Linked DNA regions of Homo sapiens: region 2 is linked to region 1. Evidence: chromatin loops called from intact Hi-C (ENCODE). Cell type or tissue: sigmoid colon. All regions are shown on one strand. Links, peaks and the distances in the headings refer to the core of each region. The heading gives the core; the rest is flanking DNA. Region 1 has its middle 96 kb from the start of TANK-AS1. Region 2 overlaps LINC02478 (long intergenic non-protein coding RNA 2478).

Region 1 (12,675 bases), core at 2,336-10,335:
TAGAAGTATATGGTAAGCATTACTAATGACTGGCATGCCATTACTGCTTGCACAAAGCAGTAATGTGGGTTTCTAAAGTGAATCCAGCATTGCCCAAGAAGGCCAGCAGGCTGATGTGGTGTGATTGTTGGTCTCAGTCTGCCTCAGTGTCAATCTCCCTCATCCACTCTCCACAATATTTCCTACTGAAGCCTGTTATTTCTTTGTCAGAATTTACTCCTTATGTGAATTCTAGGCATAATTTTGTTCTCTTTTAAAATGCATATAAACATTAAGTATAGCATAATTTAGTCTGTTCATCTGATGGTTTTGGGGAGCTGGCTGATGCAGAGTTCTTGAGGATGGAAAAGTTATTTTTGAAAGACTAGAATCTCCTCTGAAGAAGGGGAGAAGGGATGTCTGAAAGTAAGTTATCTGCTTCAAATTATTTCCCAGAATAGGTCCTGACCACCAGGGTGAGGATTTATAGGGCTATGCACCATATATTGTTCCTCAGTTGCAAGCCCTGGAGCAGTCACATAATCGATTCTTGTCCATTTTAGGAAATAGGCCCCAGGAATATCAGGTTTGGGATGCTTGCAGCACAAAATGACAAGGTACATACTGAACTATACATTCTCTGGTGCCCAACACAAATAGAATTTCCATTCTTATAAATGTACAGGAATTAAAACATCATTTCTCTTGAACATTTAAAAATGCTTCCCATTATCTTTAAAAACATCTTAAAATATATTGCAGTTTGTTTTCTAATTATGCAATAAAATCACTCCCAGTTCTGGTATGTTGGTTAAAAGTCAAAACAGCTTGTATTTGAATACAGATATACACATTCAACATTTAAAAGCTGTTTTCATCATGATAATTAGACATTAAATTGTGATTTATATTGTTAAATACTGATTTAGAGTTAACCAAGTAACAGTCTGGAAATTTTGAAGTACTTTTAGAATATTATGTTATATTACGCCCATAATACATCGCATTTTTTTCTTTCCTCCCAAATTTAATGCATTATTATAATTCACATCTTAAAATATTTTGGGTAGGTAATATGTATACATAATACAAATGGCTAAAGTTACAAAATAGTTTTTCAGTGAAAAACAGGTATTTTTTCCTATCCCTGTCCCCTAATCCTCAAATTTCCCCTTCAGATATAACCACTGTTATCAATTTATTGTGTTTCCTTCCAAAGATAGTCAATGTTGCTATAATTTTCTTTTCTTTTCTGTTTTTTTGTTTTTTGTTTTTTTGTTTTTTTTTTTTTTTTTTTTGCTGTTGTTGTTGTTTTTGAGACAGAGTCTCACTCTGTCACCTAGGCTAGAGTGCAGTGGCGCAATCTTTGTTCACTGCAACTTCCGCCTCCCGGGTTCAAGAAGTTCTCCTGCCTCAGCCCCTGGAGTAGCTGGGACTACAGGTGCACCCAACCATGCCTGGCTAATTTTTGTATTTTTAGTAGAGACGGGGTTTCGCCATGTTGGCCAAGATGGTCTTGAACTCCTGACCTCAAGTGATCCACCCACCTCGACCTCCCAAAGTGCTGGGATTACATACATGAGCCACTGTGCCTGGCCGCTATAATTTTCAAGTGTGTGTGTGTGTTTGGTTTGGTTATTTGTTTGCTCTTATACTTTATGTTTTTCATTTAACAGTATGTCTTGGAGATTGTTTCATGTCACTATATACAAAGCTGCTTTATTCACCTAACAACAACATATATTCTATTATTTTAATCTATTATAATTTATTTACCCAGGTCCCTATCAATAGATATTTATGTTGTTTCAAATCTTTTTCTATGTAGACAATCCTGAAAATTATATTCTTACATTTATTTCTATATATATGTGACTTTACAGTAGACATAATCCTAGATTTGGAATGGCTAGATCAAAGGCAGATTTTGTTATAGAAATGTCATTAGCATAAATTAAATTTTATACTGTGACAATAAAATTAAAGACTTTTTTTTTAACCAAGGTGAAGTATTTGTGAAATATTTGTTCCCTTAATTGTACAACTTTGGGCTAACACAGTCAAATGAGTCATCATTTCAGACCTCAAGGGACTGAAATACTACGGGTAAAATGGCAGCTGTTTAGAAAGTACATATCTTGAAAACCATTTTATTGTCATTCTTAAAAGACTTGTTTATTAACCATATAATTGAATCTAAAAGAGATATTCAAATGTTCCTACTTATATATCTGGACTCTGAAAACTCCTAACTATAGAACATTATAATAATAGTTCTTCAAAAGTGAATGCATTTTCGAGTAAAGTTCTGTTAAAAACATCACCAGGATTAATCACATCAAACCTGTCTGGGGGTTTCATAAACAGTTGACAAAGTCAAAACAGTGATGTGCTTTGTTAAAGGGCTCACTGAAAAGCTAATTTGTAAATTGGCCATCACTTAAATGCATGTATCTAAGTTAGCTCACTGAGAACTTCTTTAGACTAGAAAATCCCCTGCTTTAAGCTTCCAAGAAGATACTTGTACTCTTTAGAAAACCTTGCATAATTACAGATGATTAGAGAAGCCATAGTAACTTCATGGGACAAAATTAGACATCCATTTCCTTCTAGAGAAGAAAGGGTGTGGTTTCCCAGAGCAGCACAGGAGGGGTTAAACTATCATTCCTTCCTGATAATTTCATATCTCTTGTATAAGATTGCTAAATGTCAAAAAGTGTTTATTTTTTTGCTAACAGTATAAAACTGAACATACTGTGAGACATAAGGTAGCAGGTGTCTTGGCTCTAAACTATCAAGTCTGTGGGCATTCTGTTATAACAGGTGCTCCAAAAAATTTGAACAGATTTTAACAAGAGCTGTATGGGCTTTTTAATTAGCCTGGTTATTCAGCATGTGTAAAAAGCATTAGGTATATGCTTAAAACATCATAGAGTCTAAAAAACAAATGCTTCACATAGTTACTCCCTCCGGCTTCTCTTTGCTTTCTGCTGTTACATTTGACGTATGTGTTTCTCTTATCACAGAATTTCCCCAGCTGAGACAAGAGCATGACAAAACATGACCAGCGGTAACAGTGATAGAGCAGAGATCCAGAATACTCTTCTGGCTGATACACAGACACGCTGTACACTTTTCATAGAACTCAAGTTTGATATGTATTAGGGGCATCCTTACCTTCCCTGGAATAGCCTCTTAAAAATTTTATATGTCTCATAAATTGACTATTATCAGAAGGATTTTACATCAACCTCTACAATATGGGAAGATGAGCTTTTACTAGGGATTCATGTTCAGGATTTAAAATTAAAAAACTTCTACCTATATTTTAATTTCTCTTACAGGTCATTATGTTAACACAGATGTTAATTTAAGACTATCTTTTTCCTTTTGTTGTTAATGTACTAATGTGACATTTGATCTTTGGGATCCAACTTTGCAGCACTAATTCATTGGTCTAGCAAACATTTTCTGAAAATCTATTATGTTGAGTTTGTGTGTGTGTGTATGTATGTGTGTGCATGTGTGCAGCAAAGAGGAGTAAAACAGATTTCCTATCTTTAAGGCACTTAAGATCAATATAAATTATAAAGTGGAATATGTTTGACTCCCTAGTGATGTAAACAGAGTATACCATGGGAGCTGAAAGGATGGGGAGATCTACATTTAATGAAACTGAGGAAAGATTCATTGAAGCAGGTGACATTTAATTTCGGTCTTGAAAGTTGAATAGAATTTTGAAGTCATGATAGAAGCTGACATTTGGGGCTACATTACAGGCACAAATGAAAGTACATTATAGGTTGTTGACTTATTGATTATAGTTATTGCATATATTGTGATCAGTGCTTAACTTTTTAGATATACAGATGTAAGGTACAGATTTATTTTAAATAAACCAAGTGAAAAGTTACCAATTACTGATTGCTTAGTGTGCCAGGTTCAGTTGCCAGGCTTTACCCACTTTGCCTCAGTTGATGTTTATGACAACCCTCTGTGAAAGGTATCATTCCACCAGTTTTACACATGAAGATACTTAGTATCAGAGAAGTTAAATAGCATATTCAAGGTCATGTGATAAGCAAGAGGTGGAGTTAGGATTTGAACTTAAATCCATCTGTTACCAAAGTACATACAGTTATTCTCCACAACACTGCACCATCCTCCTGGTTTTAAAGTAAGAAGGAATCTTGGAGATCCTTCTTGTGGATATAATTCATGCATTCTCTTGGGAGGTAAAAAAATACTCTTTATGTATAAAGTGCAGACATACATACAGTGCATATTCAGTTGTACAGTTTAACTGTGGCATTGATATTTTATGATGGAGGGTGACATGGGAAAAGAGTCTAAAAAGGCTCTGTAGGGGTGTGATCACGGAAAAAGGTTGGGAAGCATTGATCTAACTCAAGCTCTTTCACTTTTTAGGGAACAGATGTGGAATGTTGGAGAGTGAAATGACTGCCCCAGTCACACGTCTAGTCAGTGATGTATATGCATGTGTGTACTTAAAAATAAATCCACTGTTTTTAGGGGCAAAAGGCTCATGCACCACTTATCACTTTGCCAAGCTCAACAATCTTGTCCTCTCCTTTAACTCGATTTCTTTCTGGGTTTGTGCGTGGGCTTATTTATGCTCTCCCCCTTAAGCTGTGAATCACTAAATTTCAACTTCCTGGAGGTCAACAACAAGGAGTGAAATAGTCCCACCGCTAAGTCTTGACCCTGGAATATGTCATTTAAGCTGCGGTGTTTTGGGGGCACTCTTGAGCGGTCCACCTGGTGCTTCTAGAGCAGCAAGCAATGTATAGTAGGTGCTCAGAGTTATGAATTAATGCGTGAATATTGACAGTAGCAGAAAGAAAAGGGCTCAGAAGGACTGAGAACTGCTTGTCTTTTAAATTATTAAGTATTAGTTAAATTTATTTCACATGGAAACAAGCAACACTGGCTCATTTGCTGGCTGTCGGACATCTGCTGTTGAGCTAAAAGTGGCCTGAGGTCTTGAAGAAAAGTTGGGCACCAAGCAGAGCTCTTATCTTGGGGTCAGGTACTCCACTAGGTCTTGAATTCTGTTACTGCTAGTGAGCTGAGAAGGGACACCCTTAGCTTGTTTGGGGCCAGACAAGATTTCATCATGAAGGAATAATGTTAAGGAAGCCCTTAAACAGTTTTACTTACACTTTTCCTACGCATCAACACACAATCATTAAATCTGTTGAAGATAGAAGAGGGATTTTTTTTTAACCTACTGACATAAATGATTCTATTACATTTAATGTATATGTGCTATTTCCATGTATTTCCCCCCTTCTCCAGCCCCACATAAGAATGCAGTAATATGTTTTCTTTCCACAATCTGCCTAGTCTATTTCCATGGACCAATGTTATTACTTTCATGGGCATTTTTCTAAAGTTTCTTTATGTTTATAAAGCATATTATGTTATTTTTAGATAATAGGTATATTACTATTAGATAATAGATAGTAATAGATATATTAGGCTGGGTTTGGTGGCTCATGCCTGTAATCCCAGCACTTTGGGAGGCCGAGGCAGGCAGATCACCTGAGGTCAGGAGTTCGAGAGCAGCCTGGCCAACTTGGTGAAACCCCGTCTCTACTAAAAAATACGAAAATTAGCTGAGTGTGGTGGTGCGTGCGTATAATCCTAGCTTTTAGGGAGGCTGAGGCACAAGAATCGCTTGAACCTAGGAGGTGGATGTTGCAGTGAGCCGAGATTGCACAACTGCACTCCAGCCTGGGCGACAGAATGAGACTCTGTCAAAAAAAAAAAAAAATGTTATCCTCTCTCCGCTGTAACTAAAAAGTACCATATTATGCATATGGTTCCATACCTTTATTTTTTTCTCCAAATAATTTATCTTGGAAATGCTCTGCATTGGTAGTATATGTATTTGTGATGTGGTTAATTTGTTAAATTGTACTTTCTAGGAAGTGTGTCAATTTATACTTAGAGTAGAAATGTTATGAGTGCCTGTTTCTTCATAACTTTGCCAAGAGGGTGTGAACAAAGTTTTAAATTTTGCCAGGCTGAAAGGTAAATATAATATTTTGATGTCAGTTTAGTTTTCATAGCTCTAATTTTGGGTGAAGTCAACCATCTTTCCTGTGTTTAAAACCATTTTTTAAAAAATGTGTGAATCATCTAATAACATTCTTTGCAATACTGAGTTGTTGATTTTTCTTATTGATTTCTAGGAACTATTTATTTATTATAAAGAGTCTCTGATATGAGGTTACAGATGTTCCCATTTGACATCAGTGATATTAAATATTACATAATTAAAATTTTATTTTTAGAATTTGCTAGCATGATGAATTGACATTGCTGAAAAAGATTACTTGACATAATCACACTATTTATTGTCTCATATTAAAAACAAATAGGATACTTACAAAATAATTACATCTACAGATGGAACTACAGCACCCCATTTTACATTTATTTGCATTGAGACCAGTAAACTGTTCAGAGAACTAGCTGCTTGTGCTGGGGTAGAAATAATTTTGCCATTTATTTTACCAATGGTCCCTAATAAACAAATGACAAATCTAGAACGTCCAAATTTCTAAGTTTGCCCTTATGATCAACTGCCAATTGAACAAGAAACTTAACAAGGTTATGTTCATAACTTGGCAAAGTGTCTAGCATATAGGGCTTGAAAAACGTTTATTTATTATAGAGATAATATACTGAACTGCCTTTCTACCTTATTGTGCCTCAATGTAGTTACTAGAGTAGAAAAGATTTCCACTCTTGGCTGCCATTCACAGGGCTCAGCTAAGAAGTTCCCTCCCTAGCTTACATTGAACTATATGAAATTGCTGCTTTATTGGTCAAAAATGGTTGACTGTTGGCACTTTCATACGGTTCAATCTATATCTGAAAGCCTGATGCAGTTAGAGAGGATTCAGCTGTCACAGCAAAAAGCTAAAAATTTTCAATACTGGGTGGACTGGAGTTCCTAGTCTCCTCACATGTCTATGTGGGAAGTGGGGTGTCACAGCTCTCTTGCTGGAAGCGAGGACTGCAGTATTCAGCAAACACCACAAGAGGGGGCATTTCTCTTGGAAATGTGAAGACTGATGAATGCTTTTCAGACTAAGAACCGGTACAGTCAGTCTGGGGGGTGTGCCAACAGGCTAGCAATAAACATCGAGTTGGGAAGAAGAGGGGCCAGTGATTACATGTTAAGCCATTGTCTGTCTCAGAGGGAAAGTCAACAGCTTTCTGTCTGGCAGCCTTAAAGCTAGTAATGCTGAGAACAGGCAAGCCAAAGTGAAGGGAGATCATAGCAATTGTGATTTTTGCAGCCAGAATCAAAACATCAAAAGTGACAAGTAGAAAGGGCTGAAGGTGCGCCTCTTACATATTTGAAAATGTCAGCTTCTTGGGAAAATTCGAGATGATGTAAGAGCTCTGCTGCATTTGCCGGTTGAATGGCATATTCCTGTTGGAAGTTCTGGCTGCCTTGCTAAAAATGCAGTGCACTCTAGCAATCGGCCCTGTGCACAGATGTTACACAGCCTTTACATTAAGCAGATAATGCAGAAAATATTTTCCTTTGTATTGGCACAGCTGTTACCATCTTCAACTCAAAGACTGTGCAGCTCTTGATTAATAGGAGATTTGTCTTTTGTTTGGCTATGAAAGTTAGCTCTAAATGAGAGACTTGGCTGCTCTTTCGCTTGTGTAACACCACATGGTAAATGAGTGCAGAGCAAGGGAGGTCCAGACTTCTGGGGCTGGCTTGTACAATCAGTCTCCCATTGACCAAGAAACTCTGCAACAGCCAAGCCCCCTATATGAGAACATTAAGTGGCCCTAAAGAAATTGCTCAACTAGAGGGGTTCTTATTAGAAAATTAAGGAAGAAAAAGGACAATATGACAAATTACGATATACTCTCATAACATTGAATTTAGCAGTCCCAGCCTTTTTTCATTGCCCAGCATCCTAGGTCAATTAGAATTCAGTGATTCTTGGATTCAGTTAGTGAATTGTTATAATTTGACTCTGAGATAATAAACAGGTAATTATTTCTCTTCTGTACTCCCCTCTCCCCACCCCAAATCCTCCAAAACATTTAAGCTAACTGGGGTGTTTTGCTATGGTGGTTTGTTGGAATTCTTTCTCCTCCACATCCAAAATAAACCATCATGTTTTTACTTGTTTTTCTGAGAAAGCAACACAGATGTTACGTTAAAAAATGTGAGCTTTAGCTTGTTATTGTGTATAAGCATGAAAATGGCTGTCTTATACATTGTAGCAAGTGTAAGCTGTCCTATCTCATGCTGAAAGGAAGCAACTTACCAGTAATGCTGGTGCCAGATTAAGATTCTCAGTGCATCACAAATGAATTACCATGTCTGTTATTTTAAAGGAGAAAAGAAAATGGCAAAAAAAAAAAAAAAAAAAAAAACCCACAAGAAACAAACAAAACCAACCAAAGCCAAGAAATATAAGAAGGGGGACATTGGGCCAGACTTTGCTAAAAGGTACATAACTCACTTTAGATTATCAGCTGGATAGATTATCCTGTTTCATTTCTAAAACAGATTTTGCAAGTGAGTAGTGAACAAGGAATCGTTGATTGCTCTTTTGGCTGTTTGAGTTCTTATGGCCCAGAGATGAGAATATTCAGATAACAGGTCTTTCATATTTTGTGTGTGTTCCACAAAACCACATGTGAAGAGAAACATTTTAATATATTGATTTGTCATAATAAGTGCTCAATAAATGTGTTATTGAAACAATGAATTAAAGGGAATCTTAGGGAACTCTACTACATATAGTGTGTGAAGTGCATCACAGATAATAAATACAATAAATAGGGTCTGGGAGGTGGATAGAGATGGTTTCTGCTGGGGAAAAGGGTGGAAAACAGTGGATGTCTTCTTCCAGCTGCAAGTCCTTGAAATATGAGCCGTAGCTTCCTCTTCCCCACAAGTTTCACTTTAATTCCTAGATAAAATAAGAGAAAAACAGATACGTGTTGAGGGCTGAGTTACAGAGGTCTTGTATGTTCAAGATCTGTGTCTTTTTCAAACATTCCCCGTATTTATCCTGACCATCGGCTTGCATCAATAAGCCAGAGATAAGCTTTGCAAGAAGTGGAAAGGAGAATTTATCAGGGAACAGAGATGGTGGAATATCAGAGAGACATTGTATTAGTGAGGGTTCTCTAGAGGGACAGAACTAATAAGATAGATGTATATATGAGAGGGAGTTTATTAAGGAGAATTGACTCACACGATCACAAGGTGAAGTCACACAATAGGCCATCTGCAAGTTGAGGAGCAAGGAAGCCAGTGGTTGATCAATCCAAATCCCAAAACCTTAAAAGTAGGGAAGCTGACAGTGCAGCCTTCAGTCTGTGGCCAAAGGTCCAAGAGCCCCTGGCAAACACTGGTCCAAGTCCAAGAGTCCAAAAGCTGAAGAACTTGGAGTCTGATGACTGAGGGCAGGAAGCATCCAGCATGGGAGAAAGATGAAGGCCGGAAGACACAGCAAATCTGGTCCTTCCATGTTCTCTGGTCTGCTTTATTCTGGCTGCTCTGGCAGCTGATTAGATGATGCCCTCCCAGAATGAAGGTGGGTCTCCTTCTAGTCCACTGACTCCAATGTTAATCTCCTTTGCAATACCCTCACAGACACAATGAGGAACAATACTTTGCATCCTTCAATCCAATCAAGTTGACACTCAATATTAACTATTACAGACACCCTTGGAATAGTCCAGAGGCTTTAATTGTAATCCTTTCTTGGAGATTACTCTGACCATATCTGTTCATGATGCTCTTCTATTAGCAAAGAAGAAGAGCCAGTGCTTTGTGATAAAGGCCCACCTGGGGCCAGTGTGTCAAAATTAGAGTAGAGGAGGTTTGAGTCAACAGGTGTTTTCCATTATTATAATTCGGCTCTCACCTGCACTCAGGATTAGCAAGACCTGCTTCAGGCATTCACAGCTGAGAGGAAAATGGAACATCTGGGTTGCAATTTTTCTTAGGTCTACATTTCAGAGTGATATTTTGTGTCAGTTTCCTTGAAATGGAAATAAAGTTTTGGTTCAGGGCATGTCTGTGTAGCTATTTGTATTTCACAGGAATGTGGGCTTTCTTACAAGGAACTAAAGAGTTTTAGAAATTCTCAGGTCTTGTTTATGAGGTTGTTAAGCCATCTGTGACATTATATGCATTTTCCACAAGGATTTCAAGAAAAGGAGATACGAGTGTGTTCTGCCCCATCGTATAACTCATTGTTGGGTCAACATAGGACTTAAATTCTTGTTAGTTTTCTAGATAAAAGTGGAGAGTGAGAGGAGGCTTAGAATGTTTAGTGTAATTGTTGTTCATTGGTTTTGTGCAGGAGATAGGGACTTCTGTGGATGCTTATGAAGAGTACTGAAGCACTGAGTAGAAATGGGATACAGTTCCTAGATGATTGTAAATATATATTTTTGTCTCTAAGTGAATTCCAAGGCCTGAAAGTGACATGATTTACTTTACTACAATAGAGCTGTCCTTAGTGAAACTCATGAGAACACTACGTTTTATCCTCAAGGATCAAGAGAGTGGACAGTAGAATTTCTCCCCTGCATCCACACCACTGACATTGTGCTTATTTGTCAAGGCCAGATCCTAAAATCTGAACATGCCATTGAGGCATGTGTGTCATGGCCACAGATACGTGTTGAGGGCTGAGTTACAGAGGTCTTGTATGTTCAAGACCTGTATCTTTTTCAAACATTCCCCGTATTTATCCTGACCATGTGTTTGCATCAATAATCCAGTTTGCAGCACCCTTCTAATAGCCTATTCTCTAAATATTTTAGGATTTTAGCCTGATGCTAACTTCCTGCCTTAGAAGAGGAGAAAGGGGAAAAGAATAGAAGGGGAAAATTTGAATTCTCTTAAATTTTCTAAGGATAATGAGGTTATGATTTCATGAAGATACAGTGTTTCTCTGGGGGCATCAGTCAGGCTAGACAATTGTTCTTCCTACTAAATGGAACCAGATATTCATAGGGGCATAAGGATGCTTTCCAATTTCATGAGTTCTACAGCTGGCATACAAAGACTATGGTTTCTCTAGAATCTAGAGATTCTCCTCCAAGAGGAGTCTGAGGTAATGCTGGAATTATAAAGCTCTGAAGTTAGAAGTCTAGAAGTTACAAGCTTCTAGGTCAATTTCACTAATAAAAATCTAGAACACAAACAGGACTGTCTCTGCCTGGAGCTCTCCCTCCTTGATGAACCAGTGCCTGATCCCTGGCCTCTGTCTGCTCTGGTGTCAGGCCATTCTAACTTGGCTTGACTACAAGGCAACTTCTTGTTCCACGCTGTGTCCAACCTTCTCTGACCTATGCCAAACCCCTGTGCCACTCATTGCCAACACTGACTATGTCTGTCCCCATTGCCTGCCTCAGATGAGGCTAGCAGTTTGCTTTTCCAGAACACACTCATATTTCTTTTGCTATAGTACAAACACATGTTGTTCAATGTTAAGAAAGATGATATTTGAAAATCAAACCCTCACATCTGATGGACTAGGCAGCATTCCTTGTTCTAGATGGGAACAATAAGCTTAGCTGACCAGGTGAGGATGCAAGGCCTGTGGCAGTAGCCTGGCGCTGGAGGTTGGGATGGTAGATGGAGTCAGGGTGGGTCACAGTTCAGTGCCAGCTGGAGCCCAGGTCATAATAGCCTCATGGAAAATTCCTTGGAGTTAGGGTTTTATCTGGAGACTGATGTAGTAGCTGCTTCTTTATTCCTGGTCACCCAAGTGTTCTCTGATTTATCCTTAATACCTAAAAGAGCCACCAAGATAAGTGTTGTTCCCTGGGAGAAGGATTCCTAGAGCTAAGTGTTCTTGGTTTCTGTGTCTAAACCAGAGTCAAGTCTGCCCTTGGCATGTTGAACGTCTGTGGAATCTGATTCCTCTTAGGAGAATGCACACCCTGACCCCTTCCTGAAGGAGTCAGTAACATTTTTTAAGCCTTTACTATGATCTAGGCACTCTTAAGTATTTTCTATAGGCCTAGAATTCTATGACATTCTGTATATATTGTTGCCATTTTACTGTTATGGAAATTGAGGCTCATCAAGGTAAAGTAACTCCCCCAAAGTCACATAATCAATATGAAGCAGAGCTTGGCTTGAACCTAGGTCTGCTGGACTGCAAAGTCTGCAACTACTCCATGGAACAGAAAGAGAAATTCCTGCAACGGGATCATGATTAGATAGATTATTTATACCATAAAGGACCTTTTTTTCATATATACACACAGAATGCCTCTAAATAGTGAAATCTATTAGTAAGTTTCAAATGTCTGATTTTGAAAAGATCAAGGTATGCTACTTTACAGCAAAGTGCATTATTGCATAAAGCAAGCTACAACTTGCAACTTTTGTATGTCTGTTTTCTTGGCAATGTTCAATAATGTTGTATTCTTCACTTAATTACTTCCTGTTTTTTTTAGGTTGCTTTATCCTTAATTTCTCCACATTATCATATTAATTACGCTTTTCAAATGTGATAATACCTTTTCATATATTCTCAAGGAAATGCTCTTTTTACCACTGGGCTATTTTGCTCTAGAAACAGAGATAACAAGCTGGGCACAGTGGTTCACGCCTGTAATCCCAGCACTTTGGGAGGCTGAGGCAGGTGAATT
Region 2 (12,675 bases), core at 1,568-9,567, 810 kb after region 1:
AGTTCAATAGTACATATAACATATATATAATTTACAAATAACAAGTATTGGGAGTATCTGCTTAAAAACCTTTTACTGAATCCAGTGAGCCATCCAAAAAGCCTGGAAACCACTGAGCATTAAACCATAAGGGGCTGTAAAATTAAAAAAAAAAAAACCTGTACCCAGAATCTTAGAACTTCAGATTGACACACTCTATGTGTCAACCAAAGTGGGGGATGTGAAGGAGGAACTGCCAGCCCCAATCAGCTTCCCACATTAGTCAGGAGAGTATGTTCATTTAGTTGCACCACCATTTCTCAGAACGTTTTGGAAATATTTGGAATGTAGTAGGAGACCTAAGGGACCACCCACTCAAAACCCAAACGAAAGCCTTCCAAAGACAACAGGGGGCAAAATGAGAGTCAGCTCCTCCCAGCTCCACATCCGGCCAGCAGCGGGCTGGGCAGGGCAGCCATCTTGTCCCACTCTGGCTTCTTCCGCACATTCCTGACTGTTACAGGGGGCCTGAGCCTGGGGAATGAATGTTATCACTGCAGGCAATGTTTAGAGGTGACAGAAAACACTCCAGTCACGTCAGAGAGAAGAGCCATTTAGACTAGACTAGGGCGCAATACCCCTGGAGCTGAGCTCCCTTGCCTTTCCCCTAATGCCTCCAACAAAACGAGACTCTGGTTCCAGGCAGCGCTCTGGACGATATGCTTATTTACTCTGACATTTCGGGCAAATGGCTATAAAATACTTTGGTGGCTTGGAGACATGACTATACAGTTTTGTAATGAAAGCTGCTTCCAAACTGCTTTCTGTTATTTTTTCAGAATTCTTCACTGATTAAAATCTGGTTACAAAACAAGGGACCTAGAGAGATGTTCACTTCACCACTTCTCTACAGATGCCTCCTGCTGCTTCCAACTTTTCTCCTTTAAGGCAGGGTGAATCCAAATCATGGTCTTAGCCCTGAAGGAGGCACCAAAGCAGTTTCGTTGCCCTGTGAAAAGCTTCTAGAGGAGCTCATCTGAATGCTTGAAGAAACCAGCCGCCCTTGCAATTACCTAAAAGGAATTGAGTCATTTTAACAAGACATTATTTCTGCCATCCACGGTCACAATCATCTCTTTGAAAAATAAATACTCTTGGTTTGTTGTTTTTTTTGTTTGTTTGTTTGTTTGTTTTTAATGTCCATTATGGGATGGTCTGATTAGACAATGGGATTTCATAATCTAGGGAGGTGAGCACATCCCTGAGTTTTGCCAATCCTCATTATTCAACCTCCTGCTGTGCTCAGGGGTGGGGCTTCTACACACCAGGAAACTCCAGATAAATGGAAGCACAAACTGCTCTGCCCAAAGCCACACTCTGTGGTGCCAAAGCTGGCAGATCCTGCCATTTTACAGACTATGGCCTCCAAACTGGGTTTTCCTCTTTTTCATCCCTGCAAAGAATAAGAAAGCACATAGTCCCAAGTCCCTTTCTCAAGATGACCCTCCACATGGACACCTGAAGCGATCAAACAGCCTCCGACCAAGAGGCATTTGTTATTTACTCCACACACCATCCTCTAGCTTGTTGCAAAACCTGTCTGCCTTCTCACGGTAAAGAATGACGCACACACTTTTAATCCATTCGGCTTTTTGAAAAATGAAGGCGAGGCCTTGATTTACTGTGGTTTGCCTACCCTACTCTATAATGCCAACAGATTATTGGGCCTGGTGGCAGCCTTGTCCATCATGTTTTATGGCTGGGGCCATTCCCATCTTGGCTGGGGAGCTGAGAGTGGAATTTTAACTATGAATTTTCTTTTGTTTAATAGGCTAAAGTCAAAAGGCCACATTCTGCTTTCAGATATGCATGAACAACTTCCAACTGGAGTTACTCATATATATCTGAATTTAGTTAAAATATTCCAACACCAAGCCACCATTAAATAACATACTTTTTTTTCTTTTTAAACCTTTTTAATGTACATGTGGATGAGTGAAACAGCATGTATAAATTAATCAAAATTATTCACTCTTTTTGAGGAAATGTTTGGTTTTTAAGAAACAAAGCCATTTGGACATTTTACTCTCCAGTCCTGCTCATCTATTCCACCTTGATACACACCAACCACTGAGCTTCTTCAAGCTTATCTTGAAGGGCTCATTAGCCTCTGCCCTTCCTGTTATGTAGTGGACAGCTGTGGTAGAGTGGAAACACACAACAGGGCCGGATTCAGAAGAAGCAAGATCAAGGTCCAGCTCTGATAATAGTTATATGAACTTGAGCAAATCAATTAATCATCTCAGTATCTATTCATCTGTAAACTGTTGACTTCATAAGATTATTGGGTGAATTCAATAGATAGTGGGTGTTACATTTTTTTTTCAAAAGAACTTTGCCTGTTGCATAAGCAAAAAATGTCCAAACGAAAATCCAATGCTGATGAAGATAGTAAGGAGAAACTTATTATCACACAATGAGAGAAGGAGTATAAAATGGTACTACTCCTTTGGAAAGCAACTGCAATTAATATATTGATAATATTGACCATTTAAAAGTGTCCTCTTTGATCCAATAATTCCACATATGAAAATTTGTCTTTACCTCTATATGTAAAGCTTTTCTTCATAGCATTTTTATCATGGAAAACAAGTGGAAACAATCCAAATTTTAAGCAAATAAGGGAATGTTTAAGCACACTGTCATATACACTTAACACAATACTTGGGTTAAATTCTTGTAATGTTAAATGAATAAAAATTGATTCAAAATACATATTCTGCATGATCACATCTTGGTAACAGAAACAACAACAAAAAAGCCTTGAAAAGGAAAACAAGTAGAACAAATTTTTCAGAAGTAATTGGTAGAAGAAAATCAGAAAGTGCTTTGGATACAAAGAATATAGGAACATTTCCCCTCTTTGAATACTTAATACTGTGTACATAGATGGCACAAAGTATATATTAAATGAATTTTTTAAGTGTTATACATTAGCTCCTAATTAGCAAGAACACCCTGCTCAGCTAGCTTTTCAATTAATCAAAACTTTACCTTAATTAGCCCTGGAAAATAGGTTTTTGCAGTGGTTGTATCTTATTTTTCCATCCAGCTATCTATAGGATCATAGAGATTCAGGCTAACACATTTGGCATTTGGTCAGATAGCAAAAGCTTGGATTTAGCCATTGTCACAAGGAGCAACATCAAAGGAATTCTGAAACATTGCTCCCCACATACAGCATGGCCCATGTCATTTGATCTTCAAGAATGCAGAGCAGTGGGTGATGAATGTTCATGAGATCCAATGTATACATTTCCATCAACAGGAGGAATGGGTGCAGGCCAAACTAGAAATGGGTGGTATGCTGTAAGCATAGACAGCCATTTGCAGAGGTGTCAGCATACTGTACAGAATTATAAATAAGGAGGGACATGTGATAAATAAAATTTCATTAATTTACAGAAATAAACCGAAACATCCAAAATAGGCAGCTCCCTGCATATTTCGTCTTCTAACCCACAAGAAGTAATATTTATTGCCTTCATATGAAAGCCAACTCTAGTGATATTCCTTTGTGGTAATATTATGATGTACCATTTTGTATTCCTAGCATGTCCTACAACCCTCGTTATGGTGCACTTATGAGCAGAGCACCACTTTCAGTACACAGTGGAGCTGTCCACCAAGAAAATAAAAGATAGTTTGTGTTGAGACAACCCACTTAGAGAAATGAATTTTACAGAGGGGAGAAATAGTGTCTCTATAGCAGAAATTAAGTCAGTTCTTGAATTTCAAATGGAAGTGTCTCCTCACAGCTGAGTTACTTAAAGAGCAAAAGACCAAACATGCACCTCAATTACAGGAAATTAAAAGCCCCTTGAAAGCTCACAAAATCATCAAAAGTTAGAAATGAAAGGTAGCTTATAAATCTTCTATTACCCACCACACAACACATACCCACATTTTTATAGATGAGGATAGAGCCCAGAAAGTTTAGATATTTTTCCAAGATCACACAGTGAATAAATGGTAGAGCCAGGATTCAAACCCAAGACTCTTGGCTCTCTCTGTTGTTCTTGCCTCAATGCTCTGCAAATACCAAAGGGCCTGCAAGCTGCAAACCTTAACCAGTACTGTTCATCAGACATTTGGAAAGGATTGTAACATGATGGAAAGGGCTTTCGAGTCAGACTGGAGTTTAAATCCTGACTTGATCACTTACTTGTATGGCCTTGGATAAGTCAACCAACGTCTATGAACCTCAGGGTCATTTATAAAGCAAACATTGTGAATCCCACCCGCAGTGTGGTGGTAAGAATCAAATGAAATAATGTACACTAAGTGCCAAGCAGGGGGCCTGGCTCACCATGGGAACTTGAGAAGTATTTATTATTACTATCATATTACTTCCTTGAATGCATATCCGAAGTCCTGAACTTTCAGTCTTAGTCTGGAAAAGAGAGTAAGGGTCCAAATTCTTCATCCTTCTCTACAAAGCCTGTGTGGATGTTTCTGTTCACGGCTGTGCTGCGCCAAAATAAATCTAATTCAATCTGGACCATTAAATGCTTGGCACCATGTTTTACACTAATCTCTTCAGTTGTTATTTTCAGTTTCTAGTTTACCCAAACAATCCATTTTTAGAGTTAGTGACCAAAGCTGCCAATAAAATAGACTTATCTTGAAAACACCAGGATACTCCTGAAGGAATGTCAATATACACGCACAGCATATGGCAATGCTTTATAAGAGTTTGACCATTGGCTTACAGTTGGCCAGCTCAACTGTAAACTCAATACTATTTTGGGGTATTAATATCTATAAGTGCTTAATATCCCAGCCACACTGCCATCCACTAGGTTTGAATGTCCTTTATGGAGTGAACTTGATCCTCCCGTTTCACTTTTGGTCTCTCTCCAGAGAAGCTAATATACTGGCATAGTTCTGCCATTTGTCAGCCAGAAGTCTGGTTACACATTTGCTCGTCAATCTAAACCTAACCTATTCTCATATGAGCACTTGGGGTTTCATGTAAATCAACCAGACGTTCTGTCATTCACCAGCAATATCTCTCCATAGTATTCTACACCCATGTGCCTTCATGAAATATTTCATTATGCTGGTGGAAGAAATATTCAAATGAATGTGCTTTTTCAGGGATGGTGACACCAGAATGTTTTAAATCTGTTCATTACCACAACAAGGATAAATGGCGTTTCTGCCAAAGACTTTTGATAACGGGTGCAGTAATGCATGCCAGCACTTTCTGAAATTAAAGGTTCTACCCTGAGAGGTAAGTAGGATAATGCATGGCTAACAAATGCAAACCCAAATTTCAGAGCTGAGTGTTTCTTGTCAGTATCACCGATCGTTTCCAACAGACGCTGCCTTAGGGAGTTTGTAATGTCATTTCTACTCTCTTGACATTAATGTCCAGGTGAGCCTACCCCAAGGTTTGTAAAAGAGCAGATCCTTATTAACTTAGCATGCTTTATTGTGATTTTTCTTATATTTGGATTCACATATGCTTTTAACAGCTGCATTTTAAAAATCTGCTATGGTTTAAAGACAGTATTTCATAAAAGCCTTAGTTTATTCAGTAAAATATTTTAATAACCAGTTGAACAGTCTCTTGTTAAGATTTTAAGATATTTGTTTCTGATTGTACTAATTAATTGTTAAAGTTTTTTTTAAAAAAATCAGTGATGAGACTCTAGTCTTCACTAACTTTTTTGGCATCTTCAAGAGGCACAAAGGAAATGAGGAACTGGAAATTTAAAACAGGGAAATAAATATCAGTTCGTATTTGCTTTGACATATGCATGACATTGGGCCAGTTAACTTCAGTATCTCTGGATTGTAAAATGGTGTTTTAGTGTAGAACTAATACCTGAGAATTATGGAGAAAATGGAGAGAAAAGGGCTTCCAATTCAGGTTATCTATGAAGAGCATATTTTATTCTTACAAGTGTCTGAAAATGCCTGGTATCATTACTATTCACCATGAGAACTTTTGGAAGTATGACCACTAGTACTGTAAAGAAAAAAAAAATCCAATATCTGTGAAAGATTATTCATCCAAATAATGTACCCTCTAAAATTAAAAAATCACAGGTAGAGCTGTATTGTATTGGCTCATAAAATGCCTGAAATGGACAGAATACAGATTCTGGTCAGAGAGTAATAGTTTTCCTCTCCTATTTTAGATTCTGAACAGGCTCAGAAGATCATAAAGTTTTTTAATACAGGGTTTTGAATATAAAGTCACTTGGTCATAATACAAATATTGGTATCTGCCTGAGGAAAATTTTGTGCCTTAGTGATATGCAAAAACGCCTTCCTCTTTAGAGTTCTCCTTTCTTCATTCCCCATTTATTCCCATTGTAATCTTTTTCCTCTATCTGACATACTCCCTCTAGTGTTCCCTGGATGAAGTACAATAGCTAAAGTTCAATTTACAAACAAAATCCTATTTCTGCAATCTCTCAATGTTTTCCCCATTTACCATACACTAAAGCAAATTTAGCACCAGATGTTTTGGCCTTGTGAGCTGTAGGTGACAGCAAGAATTTTTAATCAGAGAGCCTCAAACTTAGTGGAATCTTGTATTCCAACTTCAGATCCTCAAAGAGGGCATTTATTTCTAATCTGATTGTTAGGGTTAGGTTCCTTCTCTGCCTTTGAATCCTTGTATTGGAATTTACTTTTATTGTGATATGCAGAAGGGGAAAAGATACTCTCATGAACTAAAGCGTGCAAGCAGGCATTTCTTTGACATATTTCCCAGGGTTAGAACTTACACTGATTCTTCTAAATTACCTAAGAGATTCAAGGCATTTTGACTTAAGAAAAAAGCGATTAATTTTTTAATGGCTTTACAAAAACCATAGGCATATTCTCAGCCACAGAAGCTCTTAATCAAACCAGGAGGAACAACCACTTGGGAGGTGTATTTCTTATGGGCATTTTTTCTTTACAGAAAATAAACACTTCCAAAGCTGTCAGCTGCCATTGCTGCTACTTTGGAAATCAGCCACACCCAAGATGTAGTTATAAGAGCTAACTACAGGCCAAGGTCATCTGGGGATCCAGCCAGCCTGCTCACAGGCATGGCACCCCAACCTGGCCACAGTGCATGGGCCTGCCAATCCAGGCAGGCCAGCCCAGACTGCTATTTTAGGTTGGAGTTCCCAAAAGAAGGCCCTTGACTGTCCTTCACACTACTGGCATTCAGCTTTGTACTTAGCCATTCTGAACCATTATCTACTCTATGCCCTGACTGCTTCTCTCCTTTGAAATATCCTACCTCTTTGGGGAGCCCCATAGGAGGTTGATAGATATGTCAAATTGTAATATTAAAATGATTATTTTGTTTAATAACACAAAGCTCACCCATACATACAGCTCTGCTACATCAGGTTACTTCAACCAAGTGCCTGAGCAGGAAACCTCAGGTTTATTTGTCCTCCTCCTTCACCTGGATCTGCCATTGATCCTTTCCTCTTTCATGTCCACTGGCATTATAGTTCATCCACATTTGCCTAGACTGCTACACTAACTTTCCAGGCGATCCCCCTCCCTCCAATTCACCAACGTTCTACCATTGGTTATCTTTCAAAATGACAAATCAGAATGCATTTCTCTTCTGTTTAAAATTTTTCACTGGTTCCCTATCATATACAGGATAAATTTTGAATTCCCTACCGTCTTAGTCTGTTCTGTGCTTCTATAACAGAATACCACAGACTGAGTTATTTGTAATGAACAGAAATTTGTCAGCTTACAGTTCTGGAGGCTGGGAAATGCAAGATCAGGGGCCAGCATCTTGTGAGGGCCTTCTTGCTCCATCATCCCATGATAGAAGGTGGAAGAACAAGACAGGGTGAGACAGAGGAAAAAGAGAGCTCAACTTATCCTTTTACAATGAACCCCTCCCATGATAATGGTGTTAATCCATTCACGAGGGTAGAGCCCTCATGGCCTGATCCCTTCTAAAAGGTCCCACCTCTTAGTGCTGTTACAATGGTGATCAACTTTCCAACACAAGAACTTTGGAGAACACAATCTAACACCTACAGCACCTAGACTGCTATTCAAGATTATTTGAGATCCAGAAACTCCTGCCCACTTTTCCAGCCTCATCTCTCATTATTCCCTCCATACCATCTTTCCCTCCTCACATCAATATACCCTATGCTTTGGCCAAACTAAGTATTTATTGTTCCCCAAACCCATAGTGCTTTTTCATGTCTCCAGATCTGCCTAGTGGAATCTTCTCCTTTTCTTCAAGAATCCAGTTGAGCATCACTTTCTGATGGCGTTTTCCCTGACTCCTCACTCAACTTATGTGCATATGTATGGTTAGTTCCTTCATCTATGGTGCTCCCTGGGCAGTTACACACTCTTAGTTTTTGTATATCTCTCTCTCTCTACACACACACACACACACACACACACACACACACTTTGAACCCTCCTATTAGGCTGTGGAGTTCTTATTGAAGGGACTTAATGTTGATTTTTGTGTTCCCAATATCAAGAGCCATATCTAAATTAAATCTGTAAGTAAATATTGTTATATTAAGTTAAAAAAATTTAAACCTCATAAGCAAATCAGCTAGCTGCATTCAAGAAAATATATTTGAATCCAATTCCTGCCTTTACTTATGTCTTTCACTAAGTAGAACTTGACTTACCAGGTTCCAAGTTGGATTGTAGTCTAAGGCACAATATCTGCACTTGAGGAAAATTGATGTTTCTGCCAAAAAATGAACTAGAAAACTCTTGGGGACCAGGGAATTAGATCGGAGAAAAAGAGGCAAGAGCAAGGATGTGCTGGGGCTGGCTTACTGCCCCATGTGAACAGTCCAATTTTTGAAGATTTAGGAAGCAAAGAGGCTGTTAAAATTGAGAAAGACACCATTCATGGCTCATACATATACTATGCCTCTAGGCTATCTCTTCTTTATTTAATCTATGTACTCTCCACTCACCTATGCAATTCCCAACTTGGATGTAGGCTTAACCTGGTAAATTTGACTTCAAGATCAATAACCAGCACAGTTCCTACTTTTGCTTTTCCTGATTTGTAATTTTCACTGCCTATACTCCCCTCTCCTTTTCTTTTTTTTAAATCACAGACATCCAAACAATGAGAAGGCTGACGTGGAGATATAGGAGGAGGGAACTGGTATAGTACTCTTGCACAGAGTTTCTGTGATTTCACAAGCACTTTTCTTATGTATCCATGTCATCTTCATTACCTGAGTATGGAACAAATTGATATAGCAGTGAACAGAATCTAGCCTTCCATTGGACTGACCAGCACAGCAGGTTATTAGTTCACAACTCTGTGGGCTGGCAATTTGGGCTGAGCTTAGCTGGGCAGTTCTTCTGTAGGTCTCCTTTGGGCCAGATGGTTGGTCTAAGAAAAGCCTGACTCACACATCTGGGGGGTAACAGGCTGTCTGCTAGAGTGTGGGCCCCATTTCTCCGTTAAGTGGCCTTAGTTTGAGCTCATTTACATGGTGATCCCATGGATCTGGAGCAGCAGGAGTCAGCCAGCCTCAGTGTGCAAGCGCTGTTCAAGTCTCTACTTGTACTATGTTTACTAATATCCCAATGGTCAAAACAAGCCACATAGTCACACCCAAAATGGAGTGGAGAAAAATATTTTTTTAAAGTAAGAATGTCTGTATTTGTAGATGACATGACTGTCTACATCAAAAATCCTAGTGAATCTATAACATAACATATTAGAACTAATAACTGAGCTTATTAAGATCACAATATACGAGACCAATGTATAAAAGTCAAACGTGAGAAATTGATTTCTTCATGGGAGGGGTAGCAAAGAGGCAAGAATAAAAGAAAGAAAGGCCTGTGTGGTCATGTTGCAATCTACCACAGAGGCCATTTCAAGGTTATCTATATGAGGCCTGGGTGTCATTTGGAGGATTCCTCTGCTTTCTTTAGTAAGAAATTGATACACATGCGTTGGTGCATTACTCTGCATGAATTTGACCAGACCATAGGGTGGGTACCCTCTCTGCCCTGGTGAGCCTGATGATGACGTGGAGTAAGCTCTGCCTAGCAGCTGTGTGCAACAAGCTCAAACTAGCCCTTTGAGCAAAACAACAAATAAAAACAAATAAACAAAACACCCCAGCCTTCACTGAGGAGCCTCCCATCCACTTCAGAGAAATGGAAGGATAAGACAAACCTAAAGATGTCTAAGGGAGAGAAATGGCAACATACCCCATGGCAAGCTTGGGGAAATAGAGTGTTTTAGAAGAATTTGAAGATACATTTCTAGGCCCCCATGCTCACTCAGCAACAAAGCAAATGGCACTTAACAAGCAGCTGCTCCCTTCCAGTAACCCATAAGCTCTCTAACTGGATACAGTCCCCATCACTTTCTTGTCCTCTTTCAATTGTCTCTTAACACTGAAACCAGGTTTTGATTGCCATTTGTCTTGGCACTAACCCTATCGTATAGAAAAATTGAGGAGGACATTTTTTTCTCACCAGAATGTGAAAACTACAGATAGACCAACAAGGCTCTGATTTTGTAGAGAAAAGAATATTCCTGTGTATTAAATATACAAGAAAAATGTGTGAAAATAATACACCTTAAAATGCTATTATGAAACAGATTCATTCATTCATTCATGTTGCCCACCTGGTCCCCATAGTCATCGGAGTTTTCCACTCTTGACGAACGAATACTTGCCCTATTTTCCAAGCTAAGTCTTGAATACCTTGTAATGTTTTACTTCTTGTGGCATCCTGCACTTTGTGTAAAATCAGGAGTGGGGAGTGCCAATAAATATTTGATTGACTAATTGACAGCTTGAGTCAAGGTTCTGGAAGAGAATAAATACAAGGGAAAGGCATTCCCTTTTTCATTTAGACCATATTTTGCCTAAGCCAAATGGACGATTTACAGCTAATCATTGCGTCTTAACCAGGGACAGCTGGAGCTTACTGCTTGCCTCCTGCCTAGTCGTCTTTATTCCTTCTATAAAGGCAGAAAACAGAAGGGCTCTGCACACAGCAGTCACAGACGCTCATCAAAGACAAACCACTGACATGGAAACTGAACAAGAAAAGGCTTCCTGGTTCAAGGCTGGCTTTTGGGAGCCATGTTCAAGCATGCCCTAAGTAGCACAGTCAGCAGCCTTTTTCCTTCACTCTTTAGGGGCTGGGGTTGAGGAACAAGATTCCCTCAATTTTCCAACAAATAACCTATTTCAGTGAAATAAAAAAAGGGGGGGTGGGGCATTGGTGCAGTCAGTCATTCATATGCCAAGTTGTAGCCATGTTAGTATTTCATGCCAGTAATTCTGTCTAGCAGAAACTCATCCTGGCTCTTTTCCATTCCTTTTAGCAAGATTGCAGTTGTAAATCAGCAGGAATGTCCTGGAGACTGCTCCAGGTGGGTTGTCGGGAGCAGTCTGGAAGAAGAATCTTCAGAATAATTTAGGTTATGAGTCTAAGAGGGAAGGTCAATGCTGCTATTTAGAACCAGAGCACTATGCCAAATTTGGCTTTGGAAGGATGCGTTAAATGTCATTCTTGGAATTTGAATTTAGAATATTTTAAAAACACGATCGTTTGTACATTCACCCCTACAAGATTTAGCCAGGGTTCTCATCTCTGACCTCTGAACATCCTCTAAATTTGCGAGACCACTATAGTAATAATCCAATTTGGGTTAGTACTTTTTACTCATAAGAAGAGTTTCATTTGTAGCTTTTAGAGGAAATGGAGTGAGTATCATTCTGATCTCAAGGGCACTGTGGACAGAAATTGGATTTGCAGAGTTAGTGTAGGTCTTGGTTCTACCTCTTAATAACAGTATGGCCTTAGACAAATACTTTGTCCTCTCTGGGCCCTTTCTTTCTTTCTTTCTTTCTTTCTTTCTTTCTTTCTTTCTTTCTTTCTTTCTTTCTTTCCTTCTTTCAGAAACAGAGTTGGGTGGAGGTTGGAAGGAGGGAGAGGATCGGAAAAAATAACTATTGGTCACTAGCCTTAGTACCTGTGTGATGAAATAAATAATCTGTACAGCAAACCCCCGTGACATGAGTTTATCTATATAACAAACCTGCACATGTACCCTTGAAGCTAAAATGCAAGTTTGTTTGTTTTAAAGAAACAGTTATTCAGAGGAATGAATGCCACAAAAAAAAAAAAAGAAGAAAAAAAAACTTTGTAAAGTTTAAGAAGATAGAATTAGAAACCAGAGACAGGGAGATGAATGGCCAACGTTAACTCAACCAGCAGCTGCAGCACCAGGGATAGAACCTTTGCATCATGACTCAGCATTGAGCCCAGCATTAGTGGACTTGTTAACTGAATGCATACATGTTTTCCTATTTTGTCAGGCCCTTTGAGCTAAGGACTGGATGTAAGGCACAAGTCAAGTAGAACGTGGAAGGTTGGAAGGCCTGATCTGTCTACACTGCAACCTCTGCCAGATTTATTAAACCCTTAGTAAGTTAGAGACACAAGCAAGACTCAATAGGCATTCTTCAATTCTTTCTTCTGTATGAGAAAGTATCTCATACAGAGATCTATGGCCCTACTGTTTGGAAACAATCTGTAGAGATGACAGGGGCTATAGGCTTTACTGCAGCTCCCTCCCTAAAGCTCTCTCCTGTGGCTCTGGTCCTGTTTCCTCAGCATATTTGC

The links. Hi-C counts contacts between places; a loop is a spot of excess contacts. Peaks named below come from ENCODE experiments on the same cell type or tissue, not always from the same donor. Only the 100,000 strongest peaks of a DNase experiment are listed, where the experiment ranks them.
Region 2: a loop joins it to region 1, with 5 times the contacts of the local background. A loop is called at or near these places in 14 of 110 quality-filtered maps.

The regions. Positions count from the first base shown.
Region 1 is chr2:161,058,254-161,070,928 of GRCh38, reverse strand. No RefSeq gene overlaps it. Among named protein-coding and RNA genes, the nearest start is that of TANK-AS1, 96 kb to the left of the region's middle. RefSeq lists an enhancer at 10,613-10,782. In sigmoid colon, for the core only: CTCF peaks have their summits at 6,860 and 7,061; a DNase peak (open chromatin) is centred at 7,098; H3K4me3 peaks cover 439 bases; H3K27ac peaks cover 437 bases.
Region 2 is chr2:160,246,190-160,258,864 of GRCh38, reverse strand. LINC02478 (long intergenic non-protein coding RNA 2478) reads left to right here. Exons shown (of 2, transcript NR_103775.1): 2 at 819-1,146. Among named protein-coding and RNA genes, the nearest start is that of LINC02478, 19 kb to the left of the region's middle. In sigmoid colon, for the core only: a CTCF peak has its summit at 6,406; no DNase peak of the experiment used is centred there.